Regions from separate parts of the Homo sapiens genome. Here region 2 is linked to region 1. Evidence: chromatin loops called from intact Hi-C (ENCODE). Cell type or tissue: HCT116. All regions are shown on one strand.

Region 1 (8,000 bases):
TGTGCTAAAATATCCTTGGAGTGAATCATAATTTTAGGATTAATAGACTTACAAGTTTTGAAAAAATGAAAGGTTTTCTCTGAAATATTACAATTAGTGCTTTGCATTGCTACTGAACAATACTTTCTCAAGTTATTCTGAGAAATGTAATTCAGAGTGCTTTGTGCAGAATCTTATTATAACTTTGAATTTTGACAATGACATTTTACATCAAAAGACAAATTTGTTGAGCAACACCAACTACAGTAATTCTGAGACTATTCCAGACAGTTAAATACTTTCTGCAATGATCAATAACAAGCATATGCATAAAGGTATAGTTGCTGTCTCATGAGGTCTATAGATTTAAGAATCACAATTAGCCATTTCCTTGGGGTCAGCCAAGTAGTAAAGGTTCTTGTTTGCATTATTAATGCCAAAGTGATGGTGGAGCTTAGTAAAACATAATAATTGGCACACACACACACACAAAGAACCCTCTTCAAATTCCCTTAGAAAGCTTTTGAGCTATAAAAAAGTCATGTTTATTTCCTGGGTATCCATGAGTCTGTGGCTTCCTAACATGAAGATGGTAGATGAAATAAATGAAAAGTCAATCAATCAGGTAAGCTGCTGGCTTCAGTGACAGAGTTGGTAGGACCTAGCCAAGGTCACCTGGTGCAGAACTGAATTTTGAGCACAAACCTTTTAACTCCAAAATTGGGTCTATATTTTAAAATTCTCCTGAGTATCTCAGGAAAGGAAAAGGCCGTGCTTTGTTTGTTTGTCTGTTTGCTTGTTTCATTATTCATGTGTTTGTGTGTTTGCCATAGTTGCAGGCTGGGGAATGCAGAAACTTCCTGCTTCTTGGGAAAGGAGTTAAGAGCCCAGGTTGGGAGCTCAGGGTGGCCTCATAAAAAGAGCCAGAGTTGGAGCCTAAAGCCAAGGTTTAAGGCCTGGATGAAGGGTTGTTTTAAGAATCAATGAATGTAATGCCAGTGTGCAATAGGAAAAGTGCACTAGAAAGGTAATAGAGATATGCAGGTTTTAGTTACAAAATTTAGGTGTCTTTGGGCAAATAATTTAACCTCTAGATCCTGAAGCTATAAAATAGACTAAAATCACTATGTATCAAGTAAGACCTTTTGCATTTGTTATACCAAAGAAATTAATTTTTCTGTATTTTTTTCATCTGTTAAATACTTCATGTGCTTTGAATCAAGCTTAGTTTAATCCAGGTATTGTGCCTCATAAATATTAAGCTCTCAATAAACACTTGTTCAAAGAATGAAGTTATCCTTGAACAAATGAATAAATGAAAGATTTCATAACAGAGGATATCATTTTGTAATTAATAATGAAATCAACAGGAGTCGAATTGATTCCTTATGTTTACCACTGTTTCTTTGTGACTACATCTTATGAGTTTGTCTAAATATAAATACAATATAACCATTCTTCCTTAAATCCAATCAATACTGTTTTTCTCTTGCAATCTTACTTTGAACATCACTGTCTTCTGGGGATACAACCTGTTTGTCCCACTGGTAAAGGTCAGTGCCTTCCAGACACTGTTTGCTACTGAAAGACAGGAAATGCATCTTTGTAGCTATCCCTTAAACAATTAGCCATAAAGGAGCTTGTTTGGGTAGTAGGCAATCGATAGAATTGCTGAAGGGTTCATCTGATAGGATCTCTAAAATTACCAACCTGATAAGGCCAAAGTTTTGATATCCAAGTACCTTGGTCATTTTGGCTATTAAATCATACTGTCAAAAAATGATTCTAGTCCATTGCTGTGAAATTATCCTAAAAGTAACTGAACTGAGAAGACTCAACCCCGAAGTGTGGTGATAACAGAACTGTCTACTTGACCAAAGTGAGCATGCCTCCACCTATCTCATGCTTTAAGGCTCAGCTCCTGGAACCCACTGCTTAAACTCGACAAGTGTTCAGAAGAGAGAAACATCACTAACAGGCTATGAAAAATAATTCTCTGAGTTCAATGTCCTGTTTGAGTTCTTGGTAGGCTCCTAGGGAAACCAGGACAGAGCGGCAGCCGGGACACCAGGAAGCTAAGCAGCAATACTTGATGGGAACTCTGAGAGAAAGGTAGAGAAATTCTAAAGACAATCTTTTCCCATTTTGCATTTTTCTGGGGACTAGTTCAACTCTTTAAATTGGAATAGGAATTTTACTGCTGGACAGAAGTTGAGGATAATATCATGGGGGAGAGGGACAAGGTTTGCATACAATTGGTTGAGGCTTAAATTGTGGAGTAGGAGAAAGCAAAACATCTATTACCTATTTTATTTTGGTTTTGATACCTTTTTTAGATATAATCTTTAAGCCAATTCTAAATGAGTGCTAGGTGTGGAACATATCATAGATCATGGAGCACACGTGTGGAAGTGCCTGACAGTCTAAAAATCCAGAACCTGAAATAAAGCTGACTTTGTTTTTCCTGTAGAATGTCCTTAAGTGTTTCTGAGATCAAGAGTCATAAATGTAGTGTATGTGTGAAAGGTATGTGAAGAAAATTTTAGCGTTGGAGCTGGGTCAGCAGGCACTCAATTGAAACTCAACCATTCAGCATTTATGTTACTTACCAGTGACACATGCTTATGAGCTTAATGATATTATCTGGCTCCATCTAACACAATGGTGCTTTTAGCTAATATCTTTAAAAATTCATTTGGAAGCAAAAGAGGACTCTCTACTCCACTAGAGACAAAGCAATGCAGTAGTCTCCCCTCATCCTCAGTCTTGCTTTCCACTGTTTCAGTTATCCAAGATAAACTGCAGTGCAAAAATAGGTAAGTAAAACAAGATAAGACATTTCGGGAAAGAGAGAGGAAAAAGAGACCATATTCACACAACTTTTATTATACTATATTGTTCTAATTGATTATTGATTATTGTTATTAACTTCTTACTGTGTCTACCATAAATTAAACTTTATCATAAGTATGTACATATAGAAAAAAAACCACTATATACAGGATTGGGTGCTATCTGTGGTTCCAGGCATCCACCGGCGGTCTTGGAACATGTCCCCTATGGATTGGGAGGGGTTACTGTACTACATCCCCATCCTCAGCTGAGCTAGGAATGGAATGACATGCCTGAAGCAAAGCACCACCCTGGCCCAATGGTCTCAATGGCAAGCAGGGGTCATGCACCACCAGACGTTCTGTGTGACCACATCTGCAGGAGTACAAGTGCCCGAGGAGTTGTGGATGGAATGGGATGGGCCTGGGAAACACGGGCCTGGAGACCAGAAGGGTGAGGAAGAAAGGAGAAAAGAGAGTAGAGAAGAGAGAAAAGGTGGAAGGAAAAGAGTGGGAGAGTCAGGGAGGCAGGAGGAAGCGAGCTACTACTGTCCAGGAAGGGGGCAAAGCTACCAGAGGGCATCCCACCCCTACAATTGACACAGCTCTCTTATGTTCCTGGTGCCCTCTAATATATAAAAGCACTCTCTGCTAAACACAAATCATTTACTACTTGTCAACTCTTCCCTTGACTATTTTAAGGGCCTAATGAAATGAAACTTATGCGTGAAGAAAAGAGATTCATAATACGGTTATTTCAAGAATACAGAAAACAGCCACACACCCCTCAGTGCTGATGCAGCACTCTACCTTGCCAGTCTCTTTCTGGGTTATATTAAAACAAATACGGTTCCAGGATTCTCTCTACGAGCAACCTAGAATACATAAAGAAAAAAGATACGGTGTTGCCACACCCTAAAGGCCCCAGTAACCTCTACACACCATGGTCCTTCTCAAAGTTTACACTTATCTTACTTAACTATGTTTTCTCCTGAGAAACCTGGAATGTTACAGAGCTGGAAACGACATCAACTAATCTATATACTTTATTTTATACTAGAAGGAACTGAATCCCAAAGTCATTAAATGAGTGGTTTTAGGTCACACACAGGTTTGATGATGAAAGAGGGTACTACCCAATTTTGCCATTATCACTGCAGTATAAAGGAGGGTATCTGTACATATGTATATCACCATCTTTAGGTCAGTAGATTACCCATTTCTTCTTATTCACATGAGAACAGCTTGTTAGAAAACCCTTAATTGTTGTATTTTCTTTTTCTTAATTCATGCTTCTGTAATCTCCTGAGACTGGTTTAGAGAGAATACAGAGCTTACAGACAAGTCTTAAGAGTGTGATTTCTTTAATGTTTACAGTCTTATAATGCAATGGGTATTAAACCGTAATTACCAGTATTTTTAGGTTGATAAAAAACACATTTTTGTTGAAATATTGTGAAATTTATGGAAAAATAGATTATTATTATATTCAAGGTTTTTAACACATTTTCCAGCTCTTACTTTTGGTCATTTTTTTATTTATTTTTATTTTTAAAATCTCTTAATCATCTACCTATTTTTTCATAACATTTACAATATTTCACCAAAGTATATTCCACTCAGTCTTAAATGAGAACCTGAAACTAAGTACAAGTTAAAAGAATGGCATGACTGTGTCATACTCATATGAAGAAGAAAGTGTAGATATATAGTCATTAGTTTGGGGACTGTGAAAAATATAAGTTTTATTAAGTATTGTTTTGTCTTTTCAAAAAACAATGTGTAATTCTCAGTCCGAAAAATTTCCACTGATGAAATATATATTCTGTAAAAGGTTAAAGTTAAGGATAATGTAAAGCATAAGAGTTTACTGCCATCTTGTGGAATGTTTGCTGTTACATTCTGAAATACCTTTTTCTCCTTTATTGTCAAGAATGTCATTTTTTTGTTACTATTAGTTACAAAATGATTTGAGAGGTCCCCAAGAACTAACCAGAACTAATACTTATCTATAAAACAAGACATGAGAGGACTCATATGCTTTGCATCACGGAGATTTTTGATTCATATAGCTTACTACCCCTTGTTTCCAGTCATTTGCTCATCTACTTTTCCTGTTGAGTGAATTTAGCATTTAATTTAATATATTTTACTTATCAAGGATTCAGAATGAGAGAAATACAATATTAGAGTGTTGACTGACACAGAAAAGAGCAAAGAACATATTCTGCTCTTGGACATTTAGTCCAGCCCAGGCATCCAGGACAATTGTCAATAAGGTAGGTCCTTACTAACAAAATTTGGTACTGGGATCAGCATTACCTGGGACATTTTAAGAACTGAAAAGACCTGGACCCCATTCCAGCCCTACTGAATCAAAACTTTCATTTTTTACAAGATCCCCAATTGATTCGCACGCACAGTAAAATTTGAATTGTACTAGCATTGACCACCATGTGTCATTCCATTTACACTTTTATTATAGCACAATATGCACACACACACACGCACACACACACACATACACACACCCCACAGTTGCTTGGAGATGTGGGAAAAGCCAAGCATCAAAACACTTGGATTCAAGTCCATGTTATTTAATTTGTGCATCTGAGTTTAAGCCCGAGAATTTAATTTTTGTGGACCTGAGATTTTTCATCTGTATCATAGAGAAAGGTGTTCCAAGGTGATTCTAATGTCCCTTCTCATTCTAAAATTCTTTGATTTACTATTTATGCATCAGTTGTTAATTTAGTTAAATATCCATGCATCATTTATTCATGCATCAGCAACTTTATTGTTTGTCTCAGTAATTCTGATTGCAGCCCAATGATTAAGTTTTAAATTCACAGCTGGCAAGCTGGTGGCCCAGCAGACATGTTTTGTCTACTAAGAAAAGTATTTAAAATTTTTGAAATTATTGCCGGGTGCGGTGGCTCACGCCTGTAATCCCAGCACTTTGGGAGGCCGAGGAGGGCAGATCACTGGATCAGGAGATCAAGACCATCCTGGCCAACGTGGTGAAACCCTGTCTCTACTAAAATTAAAAAAAAAAAAAAATTAGCCGGGCGGGGTGGCGCAGGCCTGTAGTCCCAGCTACTCGGAGGCTGAGACAGGGGAATCGCTTGAACCTGGGAGGCGGAGGTCGCAGTGAGCCGAGATTGCACCACTGCACTCCAGCCTGGTGACAGAGCAAGACTCCATCTCAAAAAAATTAAAAAATTGAAATTATTTACCAACATTTAAAAAAAATCATTATTTCACATCAATGCTATGGATTTTCTGCTTCTCTTCAAAAATCAAAACACCTGTCCAAGCTCACACTTCCACATGGAAACAATTACCTATGGCTGAACCCCATTTTGCCCCAGTCCCCACCCAGCCCTTTTCTTTACATTAATGCCTGATCCCTGTTGGCCTTGGGGTCAGTAATCTATCACTTAAGCAGTGTTCTCAATCAAGACATTTAGCATGTCCAAAACCTGTAATAGACAGACCAAATGAAAAATTGTATTCCTTTACAAGCTCTAATCTTCAACACTGAATTGTGCATTTCACTGTAGTGTGAATATCCTTTTTATGTACCACAGTACCCTTTTATGACTATTAAGTATTCACAGCATTAGAATGAGAATTGGCTTGTCCACACAGGCCCAATTTACTAATTACTTCTCTTAGCCAGCTTTTACATGTCCACATGTATAAAAGTGCAAGCAACACAGTTCCCTTCCTATTCAAAGATTACCACTAAGCTCATGCTGTAGGAGAGGAAACAATTTCTATTTTGGGGGGCCTCTGACTGCACCTATGAATTAAACTGACATAAGGCAGATTAGCAAGAGAAAGATGTACCAGTCTTAGAATTTTACATGTACCTGGAGTCCCCACAAGAAAGTGAAGCCTCAAAGAAGTGACCAGAGCAGAAAGCTTATATGCCATTTAAACAAAGAAATGAAAGATTTGTGAACAAATGACAAGACACAGGCGTTTGGGCTAGGAACAGTAAGCTATGGGGTAGTGATTAAGAGACATATTGGGGGAAACTAATGGAAGATAAGGATTATTTTAGTAAGGTTGTTTGTACAGATCCACTTCAGCATTGATTTCCAGTCTCTGCTGATAAGGATGTTCTCTTCCTTGTACAGGAAGGGCACCTTTCTCATGGCAAATTTTATAGCCTGTTTTTTAGATGGAAAAGAGGAGTTCAGAAAGCCCTTCCTGTATCTGCTGTTTCTCAAGTGCCTTCAGCTCAAAACGGTCAATATGCCACGGTAGTATATTTTTGGGTGGCATGTCCTGAATTCCTTCAATGCAAACAAGTAGAAGCTACAGCACTCTCTTCTCTAGAGAAAATATAAAAACCTCTGGTCATTGGTAAAGGTTTTTCATGCAACAGATATTTATTGAACAATGTGCAGGATGATAGTATAGCTTTGAACAAGACAGACATAATCTCTAACCTCATAAAATATGCAGTCTTACAGGGGAAACATACAATTACATAAGCAATTCCAGTCATCTCTGATGGTGCTTATGATAGAGGTTGTCACAGCTTAAAACAGAAAGTGTGAGCTGGTGTAGGAGTTGGAAATGTTTAGGGGATTCTAACATCCTTTAAGCTGAGACCTAAGGAAATATACCAGCCATTTAGGGAATGAGGTAGGAAGATGGTTCCAGGAAAGAATATCATGTGCAGAGATCAAGGGAGAGAGAGAGAGCATGGCAAGGAATGAACCGAAAGATAAACAACATGGTTGGAATAAAAGAAAAAGGAAGGAGGCTGGTATGAAATGAGCCTGAAGAGACAGGGCAGTTTCTAGACATTGGATATTGCCCTAAGAGCAATGGGAAATCACCAAAAGGGCTTAAGTGAATAGTCATCTTTGAGTCTTTAAAATAGCACTTTAAATTAGCATAAATCTAAGAGCTTAGATATTCGCAGAAATTACGGGTATCAAATAAATTAATAAATGCATTACCATCAGATCCCTGCCATCTGGTCTCACGTTCACTATGACTGCAACGGTAGTGGAGCCATGGGGCAAGAACTCTGTTCCACCTGCACTTTCAAAGATCTCTAGGGCATTAAAAAATAAAGATATGCCTAAACTTGGTTATCAAAAAAACATGTTTTATTTGAGTTGTTTACATTTAACAAATTAATACTTGTAAAACACAAAAGACAAAAGG
Region 2 (8,000 bases), 870 kb before region 1:
GCATTTGAAAAAGTGCCATGAATACATGACATAATGTAAGTAAAGAAGGAAGCAAAATGCCTGGTGTTTAATGAGTGGTCAGTACATGATATCTGAAAACAGTCTTCTCTAACGCTAGGAAGACCATCTAGAGAGAAAGAATGTAAATGCTACTTGAAAGGAAAAGAACCTGATTGAGGAGGAAACACCAGAAGACAGAATCCTACATAGCGAAAATAGAAAAAGCTAAGATATTGAGAAACGACATGTATAACATGAACATTTACAGTTCTTAATTAAATCTCATGTCCTTCACTATGTTTTAAAGATGGGCCATAAACCCATGGACAAACATAAAGCCATAAAATCATTATCCTCCAGGGCGTGCTTGGGTTTGAAGTGGACTTGCCTGAATGGACATGTACTTTGAAAGAAACCCTAGAGGGTCTTGTTCTTCTTTTCACATGAAATTCATGGGATTTAGTAAGCAATTTGTAGAAGTAGTTGGAAATAAATGTGTATAAGTACATGACAGAAAATGCAGGTCAGTAAATATCCAGCTAAGAAGTGTGGACTGGAGGCAGAGGGAAATCACAATAGTATTTTGTGGTAGGGCAAAGGCAGAGTGATGTGTTGGGGATATATATGTCAGTTATGTCATTTGGTTGGTTGGAGGGAGGGGAGAATCAAAGCAAGGAAACCAGTTAGAAGACACTTGGAATATTGAAAATGCCTAAAACTAAGCAAACTCACCTGAATATCTTCACAATTTACAAGTAACAATGTTGCTGCTATTTATAAACCAACTACAGTGTTCCAGTTTTCTATTGCTAAGTAACAAGCCCATCCACACATATTACGCTCGGTGATGTCATGAGTCATGTATTCAAAAAAGGTACAATGGGGCCTTAGCTTGGATGATTTGAACAGCTCAGGTGACAACATTTGGGTAGTGGAATTATTTGGAAGTTTTTCTCTCATTCTGGTACCTGGGCGGGGATGACCTGAAGGCTGGAGACAGCTGGGACTATGGACCAGGTCACCTAATTGAGGCAGGACCTCCTCATGTAGGTTGGTCTTCTCAGAATGTGGCATATGGATTCTGAGGAAGACACTATCCAGAGGAAACCTGTGGAGAGTGAGTGAGCATTCTGAGAGATCTAGGTCAAAGTTGCAAGGCCTCTTCTGACCTTGCCTCAGATGTCAAAGGCAAGCAGCATTATTTCTTCTCCATTGTCTCCATCAAACACTCACCCAGATTCAAGGGAAGGGGACATAGACATCATCTTTCAATGATAGGAATACCCAAGAATTTGAGCCCATGCTTTAAAGTGCCACATATAGATAATCATGGAGAAAAATGTGTTATAGTATGAAATAAATGCAGCATTAGCAAGTCTTTTCAAAGAACCTACTAAAAATTGCATAGTATTTATTTTTGACATTACTCATGCAATTCTATTAATATAATAGTGATGGGGTTCAGAACAAGCCAAATCCAAAATATTGGCACCTTGATGTTTGATAAAACAGCAGAAGCAGGAGGATCATTTTCACTGCCCTCTACCTTTCTCCCTAGAATCAGGTCATGAAACCTAGGAAGAATTTTCTGACCTTCCCCTGAAGCAAGTCAAGATTCTCATTCAAGAGGTGCCCTCCCTATACCTAAAGAAAATGAACATCTTTATCTCTGAAGACACAGGGACATAGAGAAAAAACTGAACAAACAGGCCATCCTAAGTTTGCCCTAGTTAATTACCATTAGACTATACCCCCTTTTCCAATCATACCTCCCTACAGCTGTCCACTCTTCATTAAACCTAAGCATAAAAATGGTTTCTTCTCTTTCTCTGGGTCTTCATTTCTGAAGGCTCATGTGTTATGTACAACTTACCTTAAATAAACTTGTAAACTTGTCTCCTTTTAAGTTGTCTTCTGTTATAGGGTTCTCAGCCACAACCCCAGCAATAGGTGAGGCAAAAATTTCTTCCCTGCCATCCCCCACCTCCATAATAGTCACAATTAGGAGTCATGGAATGAGCAAAGTGATATTAGCAATGCTGAAGTAATAAAAAACACTAAACAATTAAAAGCCATTTTCTAATTCAAAATTATTTTATCGGGAGCTTAAGGGTTTAAAAAAACATTTAAAACACTGTTTGGTATTTCTTAGAAATGAATGTTTGAAACTACAGCTGGTCTTCTCATGCAAAAAGCATACAAATTAAAAATGACATAATTAATTATCCAGATGCTTCAGATGTCGGCATTTGCCATCACTTTCGCCATATCACCACTCATTTAGTTCAAATGTTTCATTGCACTTAGGTGCTTGGGGTCGCAAATTTAGGTAGAAAATTTGGTTCACTCTCAAGTCTGCCTATCACCATATGTTTTGCTTGGGCATGAAAAATGAGAAGAACCTAAGCCTTTGCCACGGAGTCAGGTAAAGTGTTTCCATCAATGGCTATTAAGTTTGAGTAATGGGGTTTTAAAGAGACAACTTGTAGTGTTGCTCTTTAGGAACCTCGACAGCAATTGTGCTTTAGCTGCAGGTTCTATGATCTAACTGTAGCTTTGGCTCCATGCAGCCCCTTGCCTGTGTCACCACTGCTTGAACCCCCTCTATGGTATACATCTGTTACCAATTCCCTTTCAAAGAGCATCTGCTGCCAGGAGAGGAAAGCTTTTAATATGTTGATTTATCATCATCAGATACAGGGTTTTTATTGCTTGCATTTGAATATTATATTTAAGGTGCTTTGTGATTACAGATGTTTTACATATAAATTGCTTTATATTAGGAAAACCTTTTATTCGGTATTTTTGAGGAAACTTCACATTCATGTGTTTTACATTTTAATATCTTCTGCATTGCTGAACGCTTGTGAATTGCTTTCTGTCCATAATGGTAGTCAGTATGAGCAACAGCATCTGTGACTGTTGCTGCTTCAAGGAGAAAATTAAATGTGGTTGTTTTTTCTGTTCTAGGGAGTCAGAGTTTATTAATTACTAAAGAAAACTTTGACTGTTATTTTATCCCCAAAAGGGACAGAGTAGGTCACTACAAAAAATAACTTCCCACTCCATAACCTTTGTAAACCAGAAAATGATGTCAGTCAAGTTTCTTCTTTTCTTTCCCTTGTCTCTTGCAGTCTTAAGAAAATCTGGAAGTCTTATGTACTGTATGGTCTTTGAAATAATAGCACCATCTACTGTCTGAATCTGAATTCATTCATCATGTTAAGGAAATGATGAAGATGGTAGAGATGGAGGAAGTGCTCTAAGTCATTTAATAATGTGACTCAAAGTAAATGAAAAATGTGAAAATTCTCACCTAAAGTACAAAAACAAAAGTAATCACATCAGGGCATAGTCACATTAAATACACATAGTGAATTAATCTTTTTCATTAAGAAAGACTATAAGATCATTCTGAAATCCATAGGAAAGACAATGTCTTTATTATCATCATTATTATTTTAGTTCTCCAGTGTCAACTTATTTTATATTCATTTAGATGAAGGGTAGGGGTGCAAGACGTAGACTCAAAATACCCTAAGGAAATCCCTATCTCTCAGCCTGGCATCATGATGTAAGCCTAAGTGCTCCGTTTCTGCACCGAGTGCCAGTCCGCTCTCAGGGAACACTTCTTATAGTGGGAGTTGCTTGTAGTCTTGCCTGTTCTCTGTCCTCAAGTCCTTCTCCCAAAGGAGTCATGGTATTTCATTAAAAAACTCAACTGTCTGTATAAATGATCATTGAAAGTACGTCTCAGGGCTCTCATAACAATAAGCCACTAGCTATTTGAAGAACATAGAGGGGAATTCAGGACATTCTCCAACCCTCCTTCATGCTGATTTCTTTCAATGAGCAAGAGGTCACTTGTCATTCTGCCTCAAACACAGTTATTTCCTTAACCTCATAACTCCCAAAGAGCTGTCTTGCCTCCCACACATCTATTGCTGGCTGCACATTGCTCTTTCTTCCTCTGGAGCTGGCAGCCAGCTATTCTATAGACAGCAGGAATTTTATGCTCTCTGTCCGGTTTATTATCTCTTTTCTAAATCAATTCACAAGGTTTATTTTCTCTATCTGGCCTCTGTTCCCTTTCCTCCCACTTCCATTCTACTTCACCTTTGATTCCAAAAGGAAACCCGAATTGAAATGCCTCACTTAAAATTTTTTTTAAATTTCGTATTTATAAATAGCCAATGACCTTTGCATAAAATAAATGCTTGGAGAAAACATGTATTCTCGCAATTGATTTTCTTATTCTGTTCAATTTATTTGAGATGCCAAGAAACATACTGAGCAGGAAATAAACAATGGGATAATTGAAATATCAACTATGATTCCACACTTATTTACTAGATATTAGTTACCTCTCCTCTTTCTGCCAAACTATATGAAACCCAATCCCGGACTTCAGAGGAGCTTATAGTCAAGTTGGTCATTCCTTATCCTCTTGTCTTTTTAAAAAGTTTCTTTGGCTGGGAGCGGTGACTCACACTTGTAATCCCAGCACTTTGGGAAGCCATAGGCGGGCAGATCACGAGGTCGAGACCACGTGAAACCTCGTCTCTACTAAAAATACAAAAATTTACCCGGGCGTGGTGGCGGGCGCCTGTGGTCCCAGCTACTCGGAGAGGCTGAGGCAGGAGAATGGCATGAACCCGGGAGGCGGAGCTTGCAGTGAGCCGAGATCGCACCACTGCACTCCAGCCTGGGCACAGAGGTAGACTCCATCTCAAAAAAAAAAAAAATAAGTTACTTTATTATCTGTTTATCTCCATTGTAGAAGCTAAATACTGGCCAACTAATTTTCTACTTAGTCTAGTCTTATCTTAGTTATTATTACAACTATTGCAGGATAATATTTTAAAATATTAACTCATTTTTATTCACTGGGAAAAAAATCATTGCTTTATATATGTGTTTCCTTTGGGGAGAGAGTGGCTGTGACTGGCAATTGATAAATTAATAGATCAATCAATAAACAAAGTCAATTGAGCCGCCAAATATATTTATTTAGAAAAACTTGTGGCAGAAAACAATAGTTATAAAAGTCAATACATTTAATGTGCCAGGTATTTTTTTGTTTGTTCGTTTTCTGAAAGAGATAAAGGATCTTGAGAGTCAGAAAGCCAAGCTCCAAAGGGAGCAAAGCAGTAAGATCATCCACAAGCAAATGTAGGTAATGATGACAAATGATAATTTAAGTGCTGGTTTCCCACTCAAATGAGGTTATAATTCAAAGGTTATGGAGAAGACTGGAGAACATTGGAAGAAGCGAGCTTGCTGGCAGTAGGCAAGAAAGGCACTTGTCTTGGGTGCTACATTTAAGGGGTACCAAAAAATTCAGTAATCAAGATAAGTAATATTTTAATGCAATGTTTCAAAAAAATCCACGACAAATGAAGTATCCAAATTTTAAATAAAGACAGAGACCTTAAGGGTGCGTGAATTTCTCTGACAGGACTACAAGTCATGACTGTATCCTAAGTGAGTCTCAGGGGAGGGGCAGTAGAAACTGTAGAAGATAAAACCAAAGATAGGCTTAGAAGGACTTGGGGGCAGCAGAGTTTTCCCTTACAGCCCCCATTCATCCTCATCATAGTCTAGGAAACTATGAGGATTTTGAAGAAGTCATGAAGCTCTAGCCAGGCAGGACAAGTTTGTTAGTTCCAAGAGAAGCTTGCTAAAGTTAAGAGACATTAGGATCATGGAGGGTAAACAGCTATGGATTTCATGAGGTTCAGAAGTCCTGAGGAAAGTCAGATGAAACAAAGGTTCTGAGCCTGAGACAAGAAGGATTTAGATGAGATGGTCCTAGCAACTGACCATGCTGTGAAGGTCACAGACTCAGAGACAGAAGCCCACGCTGATGAGAACATGGGGAAAGCAAAGCAGATGCCATCAGGACACAGAGAAAAGGCACACAAATGAGACCTGAGCCACGTGGACGTTTCCCCTATCACCTCACGACTGAAACCACCCCAGGAAAGAGAAAGAGAAGGAGAGCTACGCATTTGACTCAGTCATTACCCAAAGGAGAGTACATTTTAAATTGCAAGTGACCATGAATGGAAATGAGGGTTTCAAAAGGTAAATTTCATTTAATTTTAGCAATCTAAAATATATATTTTTTTCTATTTGCATTTAGTAACTCAAAGGTGTGGTCGTGGAACATCAGTATCAGTTGTCACCTTGGCGCAGAATCTTGGGAGCCACACTGTTGCAAGGAAGAATCTGCATTTTAGTTAGATTCCTTCTGTGAGAAAAATAAAAGTTCTACTATCAAAAGACCGCTCCATACTAATGTAGAAGAGGAGACAGACAGATAATACAACATGAATATTGGGTAAACATTATCAGAGTCCTGTGCATGTAAGGTAATGGGAAAGTAACTACAAAGCCTGGACAGAATTTCACACAAGTCTATTCAGAGTCTAGATGCAAACAATTAAAACTTATCTTACTTCTTTGAGAGATAAGACTGTCTCATCTATGCCTGTTGTAAGCCCCTAAGCTAGTTCTGGAGGTAAGTGTTCACAGTTTCAAGAGTCGGAAGGCTCACAAACTTGCATTGTAAAATCAAAAGATGAAGCCTTTTAATCAGGTCTATTGTGTTCTCAAGGAGACACTCTAAAAAGTGGAAGCAGAGTAGGCAGTGACCTCCTCCTTAAGGAAAATTTCATGTTTACTTTTAGTCTTCATCATTGATCTTCATATTAACATTTGAGAAGTACTATGTTACACAAGCAATTGAAATAAATAATTTGGCATTGCTCCATTTGTCAGCACTCAGGGCTATGACTACATGTGTAGGTTTAATGGTTCAATCAGATTTCCTTCTCAACTTCTGGGAGATCTCTAATTACATCAAGAAGACAATGGTCAAGAACAGGGTCATCAAACTTTTTGTAAAGAAACAGATAGTAAATATTTGGGGCCATATAGTTTCTTCTGTAACTACTCAACTCTGCTGATGTAGGGTGAAAGCAATCATAGAAATACATAATGAAATGAACCTGACTATGTCCCAATAAGACTTTATTTACAGCAACAGGCAGCATGCCCGATTTGGCTCACTGGCCATAGTTTTCCAAATTATCTTATAGAATGTTCTATGAAACGATTCTTCTAAATATAAGGCAGTGATAACTAAGGAATAGCTCACTGGCCATAATTTTCCAGATCATGTTATAAAATGTTCTGTGAAATTGTCCTTCTAAATATAAGGCAGTGGTAGCTAAGGAATAGGGTTTGCCTCTCTGCTATGATCATTTCATCATAATTGCTAAATTCTCTAGCCGTCTTGTCATATAGTCTTTGTGACTGTAGAGCCATTCATCTTTGTATTGTGCAGTCTTAGCACATTGAGGGCATGGCTTTGCTTTTCTCAATCCTAGGTTATAGCACTTAAAACACTCAAAATGCCCTTTTACTTACACTGCTAATGAAATTCCTTTCTGTCAGTTTTTTACATATTACAGATAGATCAGATGTAGCATCTTTAAAATCAATATAGAAATATTTCATATGTTAAGCATGTCTATTGTAAAACACTTGAAAAATAAGAGTTTAATAATGTTAAATCATAATGTAATAGTAGCAGTATCCTTTGAATATATAATGCTTTCTTGTTTCTCTTTTCCTCCTTTGTCCATTGACTGTTAAACAATTGGGTCAGGTAGATAGGAAAAAATATTTCTGGGGCTTTGGGAAACTAAGTGAGATGCCCAAAGTTATGGGGCAAATAAAAGTTAGACCTTGGCTCAAATCTTCATTTCTACTTCCTATTCGAACACACTTTTCACCACAACACAGTATATTTAACCAGTAATAGCACTATATATTAATGTGGTTGATAAAATCTGTAGTTAAAACCCACAATTTTCTTCTAGCAATGTCCTCAATTTCATTAGTGACTGAGACAGAACTGTTACATGTGTTTCTGTTTTCTTTTATTGCACTCTGTATCAATGCTCATTTCCCTTTTACCGAAATTTTTAAAA

Evidence for each region. Peaks named below come from ENCODE experiments on the same cell type or tissue, not always from the same donor. Only the 100,000 strongest peaks of a DNase experiment are listed, where the experiment ranks them.
Region 2: a loop joins it to region 1, with 2.6 times the contacts of the local background. A loop is called at or near these places in 5 of 110 quality-filtered maps.

Annotation. Positions count from the first base shown.
Region 1 is chr2:138,919,850-138,927,849 of GRCh38, reverse strand. LOC105373640 (a long non-coding RNA gene) reads right to left here. Exons shown (of 3, transcript XR_923371.2): 2 at 7,790-7,887. Among named protein-coding and RNA genes, the nearest start is that of NXPH2, 140 kb to the right of the region's middle. In HCT116, a CTCF peak has its summit at 4,675 (motif pointing left); a DNase peak (open chromatin) is centred at 4,679.
Region 2 is chr2:139,786,209-139,794,208 of GRCh38, reverse strand. No RefSeq gene overlaps it. Among named protein-coding and RNA genes, the nearest start is that of LINC01853, 330 kb to the left of the region's middle. RefSeq lists an enhancer at 4,608-5,108. In HCT116, a CTCF peak has its summit at 3,191 (motif pointing left); a DNase peak (open chromatin) is centred at 3,228.